2 separate regions of the Homo sapiens genome follow, and region 1 is linked to region 2. Evidence: chromatin contacts called from ENCODE Hi-C data. All regions are on one chromosome and are shown on one strand. The core of a region is the stretch at or near the end of the contact, and the rest is flanking DNA. Distances in the headings are between cores, read along the strand shown. Region 1 holds the start of TBC1D8B (TBC1 domain family member 8B). Region 2 holds the start of PRPS1 (phosphoribosyl pyrophosphate synthetase 1).

Region 1 (2,700 bases), core at 50-2,549, 830 kb after region 2:
GTAGGATGGGACTAAAATGCAGGTTTTCGGGACTCTTCCCTCTTTCCATTACATCACGCTGCCTGGTCTACCACTTCAAGGTCACAATACCAAATTAGAGATTGATTAGAAAAAGAGCTCTTGCTTTCCCAACGTCCAAAACTTTAAATATCCCTACCCAAGATGAGTGGTCTCAAAATAACTTTCTCTGGAAACTTTAAACATTTGGCCAAAAAACACTTTTTAAGAATTGGGGTCAGGGTGGGTTAGACAGGAAGAGTTAAACTCTTACCGTCTGGCTTACAATCACAGCTTTGAATGAAGGGGCAGCACCAGTCACTCAAGAGATTAATTTATTACGACGTTGTTAATAGCCTTTGAGAGGGGATCCCAAAGATTGAAAACTTGGAGACAAAGTAAAAGATGCTAAATTGGGAGAGATCAGCAATTCTGAGCCTACCCCTCCACCTCTCCTGACTCCAGTTCTCCCTCCTCCCTAATATTTCTTTTGAAGTCTATTTCTCAGGATGTGATTGGGCGCCTCCCTTTCTCCTCACCATCCCCGCGTACCCACTCCATCCCATCCCCCATACGCTTAATCTCCCCAGGGTGCTGATGATCGGTATGGGTTCTGTGAAAAAAGTTAAGTTCACAACTGCGAACTGGCCCCTGTCACCAGCCTAAATGCGACCTGTCTAGGTCTAACACTCATCATCAGCCTCCCTCCCCCCATGGGAAGCGACAAGGTAGGTACCCGTTTCTTCCTTGGCCTCAGAAAGAACCGCGCTCCTCCCTTCACCTGTCCCAACCAAAGAGCAACTCGTCGTCCAGTGAGACATTCTCAGGACTTGGAGGTGGTGGCGGAAAGGTGGTGTCGGGAGAAGAACCCCAGTCCCTCCGCCCACGATTTAGGATCGGGAAACTGGTAGCGACGAGTAACTGTTGTCCTCACCACCTTTTAAGTAACAGCGAACACAGCCCAGAGGCAGGTAGGGTGGCCACAGCTTACCTGTGAGCCCCCCTCCGCCTTCCTCCCCGTAGCCCCGACGCCGCTGCAGCACGAAGTAGTCGTTGGACCTTTCCATCAGCCACAGCTTCAGCGCATTTTTCAGAAGCACTTCCTCAGGCTTCAGCCACATCGCGAACTTTGTGCCCCCCGGGAGCAGTGACCTAGATGCCCTCCTCACCTCACTCTCAACCCGTCTCTTCCCCTCTGCTTCTCCTCCCACCAAATCTTCCTCAGGCGACAGCAGCTCAGGTTCAGGTTTTCCACACTTCCCCCAACCCTCCCTTCTCTCCCACGTAGGCAGAGAGATTGCCAATTCCCTCCCACAGCGCTACCGCCAGACTGGGAAATAGTCCCGCTTCTTTACCTCTTGGGAGTTGTAGTTTCCTACGCGCTTTTCTGTGCTCAAGCGACTGGAACATGGGACTACCCTTCCCACAATACACTGGGGTGAGAATGGGTGGGGGTGCTTTCAAAGCGGGTCCCAGCCATCAGTTAAGTGTGTTTTGCCTATCTGAAGTTTAAAGCATTTTTTTGGTTCAAATAAGTGAGTCCCAGGTGTAAAGGTGTTGCTTCTTTTTATCATTTTACAGCCGAAGGCATTAAACTGTAGAAAACAAAGTTTCTGGAATTTTGGAATATCGGTTCATTCCAGGAAGTAGCAGTAGCAACAACTAACATTTAATGAGCTCTCACTATAGACTCAGGCGATCTCACGTAATCCTCACAGCAGTCTTGCGAAGTGGACATTCGTCCCCGCTTTGCACATTAATAAAGGAAAGCACTGTCGGGTGAGGCGACTTATCCAAGGTCACACAGTCAGTGATACGATTCCTTCTCTAAATCCAAAATTCATGCCTAGATTAAGCTCTTTTTGGTTATATAGGAAGAATATAAAATTTCCAGAAGCCACGCGTTTTCTTCACTCCGTGCACCGCTCCTTTCCTTCACTGTCGCCCCTATCTGTTTATTAAACTGCTGTAATGAACCACAGAAAATCTCTTGTCCAGCTTCCTATTTTGGAATCTAAACAATTTATGTGCATTTTTTTTTTTCTTAAACTCTTAAAAAAATCCCTTTGGAAGCAAACTTGATCTCTTTGTATCTTGGCAATGATGCGCAGCGGTTTGAACACTAAGGTGAATGAGGTCAATAATTTGCATGATATCGCTGTGAGGAAATATTTGACAGATGTTTTTATTTATTGCAATAACTAAGTCCACCGGAATTAAAGAGTGCATTAAAAGTGAAAAAAAGTTTAGAGGGAGGAAGGAGTTGGGAGGCCATGTATAAGCAAAGGGCTCTTGGCAAGCTGTTTTGAGAATAGAGCCTCAAAGTCATGTGGATTAAAAAAAAATGGGGTGGGGCACACGCAGATGCCAAGCCAAGGAACTCTGCCCTGGAGGAGCATCTCTGGGGTAACCTTCCAAGATGTGTGCCATCTCGAGTGAGGCAGGCGTGTGCTCCAAGCAGGGATTTTTCTTGTGAATGAGAAAAGGGGCAATCTGGGATTCTCTTCTACTAAATGGCAGTAAGTAGTCCCAAGGCAGCTATCTGGACAGTTTGGAAAGAGATAATCCTTTCAGAGTCCAGACTGCAATGTATCTTTGGGAAAAGCCATCGCAATTTGAATGTGTACTAAGGGAGGTAATTTCTTCTTCTCTTCCTGGAGAAAGATCAGTAAATGTAGCAAACGTTGAGAGATATCTTCCTTT
Region 2 (2,700 bases), core at 18-2,517:
AATAATCAGGTAACCAAGTCATCTCTAAAACAGTCCCATGGTGCCGGTAGAGGGTGTAAGTCGGAGTCGAGGAAGCAAGTTTTACTGGCAAGGCAATGGAAAAAACGCAAGTTGCAATGCACTGTCCAATCCTAGTCTTCCACTACATTGCCTGTCCTCAATTATCTTTAACATTCAGGTATAAAATTGTTTCCTAAATTCCCTACACAGAGCTTAAAGAAGGAGCCAAGTCCAGGATGGACTCGGTTACTGAAAAATACGCTTTTGCATTATCTGTACCACTAGCTGCACTGGGGAAGGTCAAACATTCCAGAATTGAGATTTCCAAGATTTTTTGGATGGCTCAAGCTGAGATGCTGGCTATCAAGGATGCAGAGTCAACGCATCACTTTAACAAATCAACTAGATTTATGGCTCCAATTACTCAGGTAGATGATTCATAAGATGAGAAAAGCCAACGCTTGCTGATCTAAGGGAAGTCGTAATAATTTTGGCGCCTGCAGTATATAATGTCAGTTTCCCTCAACACCAAGCCGAACGGACCAACACCATTTCGAATCAAAAAGCTGCTTATTGGACTCTAGGAAAAGAAAGACCAGGAGAGCTCAGTACGCAGGTAGGCTCTCTAAATGCAAGCTAGTCTAAGAGCTGAAGCAACCCAGTCCAGCCTGGGTGGCTCAACAGCAAAGCCAAGCCACGTGTCCCTACCGCCCTGGCTAAGCGTCGGTCCCCTCTCGTCGCTCTATGCAGCCACTATCTATTGGGTCCCCCAGCCCTTGCCCTCAAACGCAGAAGCTTCGCCTCACACTCCATCTTTTGACTCCACCCCACCGCACGGTAAGAATGAACGTGACCCTCCCGCGAGAGGTAAAATAACGGAAACAGCCCGTGGGGTAGGCTAGTCACAGAGCTGCACCCTCTCCCCCCAACCCCCAGTCTGTTTGAGCTCAAGCGGCGACCCCATCCCTCCTATACTCTGCCGCCTGGGCAGGTGAGGTCTAGTCAGGGTCCCAACTTGGTCCTTACCAGGTCTCCTGGTTGCTGAATTTCTTAGTCACCACCTTGCCTAGCTCCAGGCCCAGGCGGTCAGCAATTTTCTGAGATAAGTCCTGGTGGGAGCTGCCGCTGAAGATTTTGATATTCGGCATCCTGGCCAACTACCCTAAGCACTCCACTAAGCGATCACGGCTGCTGCAGAGACCGGAACCGAAGTCGGCCACAGACTCAATACCAAGCGCTTTGCGTTGCTACTCCGCCATCTTACATTCCCGCCCGGCGCGCGGCTCTAAATTACCCAAAGCGGCGGAGGTGGGGTCAGCGGCGAAGTCCACACCCCGCTGGCAACGATTAGCTAAGAGGGAGCGAAGGGCGGGGTTTGGTCCTCGGTGTAGCTCTGCCTCCTTCCGATTCTCTCAGGTATTGGGTGAAGAGCATGAACGGGGGCGAGACTAACCCATAGCCCGGCCCCCTGTAGCTAGGCTGTTGGGGACAGGAGACGTTGGACTGGGGGTGGAGGGATGCTGGTGACGTCTGAGGCCAGATCGTTCCCGCTAGCGGGAAATCAACCATGCCTGCTTTTTTATTTCCCCTCCCTCAGCGCAGGAAAGTAAGTCTGGCTCTGGTTTACAGTTTCCTTTAAGAAAATCTGTTTATCAGGATGACAGCCACGAGTTTGCATGTTTCTGAACACATTTTTTATCTCTTTATAAGGATGGGGCTGAATTAAAACACTTTTACATCACAGACGTGCATGCAAGGAGTTTGCTTGCCCATTGTAATTGCAGTGTCGCCTTTGCCTGCAAGACAGTTTACATGGGGGAAGTGACTGAAGGCATGCCACCTGAATCATCCAAGAGACACTGCAAGAGAAAGTTGTTTTGTTTCTAGTGCTGGAACCAAGTATGTTGAAACAAGTGAAGGAAGATGGATTTTCCAAACTATCTGGACAATAAAGATCTAACTTTTATAGCCCTCGGAAAGGAAAGAAAGTATAGTGTTCTATGGGACTTCAGATAAAGAGCCCTGAAGGGATTTGAAAAAACCTGGGTTTTAGTCCTGTCTGCCTCATGTAAGCCTCAATGTCATCAGCTACATGTTGCTAATGTGGCCTTTTACACCATGTTTTATTATTTTTATAGCGATACTTGTTAATTGGACCTAAGTGAGCCTTTATTCTTGCACCATGTTTCCATTAAGCATATTTTAAGCATGGGTTAGGAGAAGATAAAAATCATACAATTCTGGAATCAAAAGTGACCATAGTGCTCATAACTACCAAATGTAAAAATAGAAGGGACCTCAGAGATCATATAGTCGTTTTACATATGATAAAACTGAGATGGAGGTGGGAGAGGGATTTATCTAAGTGGCAAAGGCAGAAAATACTCAAAGCAGCATCCTGTCTTTGTCTTACTGCTATTTTCAGCAGTGTCCATGGAGGACTTCTCCTTCTGACCTTTTTTGCACTTTTACAAGCTCAGAAATTTAATGTAGGCCCATGTATATAGGAATACTTGGAGAAGGAAGTAAACTGCAAGGCAGAATATTAGTAGTCTTCCATCATAGGCCATTCATCAAATATTTACTGAGTGTTCTATTGCATGCAAGGCAGTGTGCAAGGCGTTGAGGGGACTACAAAGTATTTGCCCCAAGGGATTCGTTCATTCAATAAATATTTAGTGAACATTCTTTATGTGCTAG

The links. A loop is a pair of places that touch in the nucleus more often than their neighbours do. Pooled maps may share reads with other maps.
Region 1: a loop to region 2 is called in a pooled map, with 8 times the contacts of the local background. The contact joins the promoter of TBC1D8B here to the promoter of PRPS1 in region 2. A Hi-C loop is called at or near these places in 6 of 50 pooled maps.

What each region holds. Positions count from the first base shown.
Region 1 is chrX:106,801,272-106,803,971 of GRCh38, reverse strand. TBC1D8B (TBC1 domain family member 8B) reads right to left here and starts at 1,299. Exons shown (of 21, transcript NM_017752.3): 1 at 989-1,299. The coding sequence starts at 1,118.
Region 2 is chrX:107,627,077-107,629,776 of GRCh38, reverse strand. It overlaps PRPS1 (phosphoribosyl pyrophosphate synthetase 1), which reads right to left and starts at 1,267. Exons shown (of 7, transcript NM_002764.4): 1 at 1,027-1,267. The coding sequence starts at 1,148. RefSeq lists a silencer at 1,380-1,429.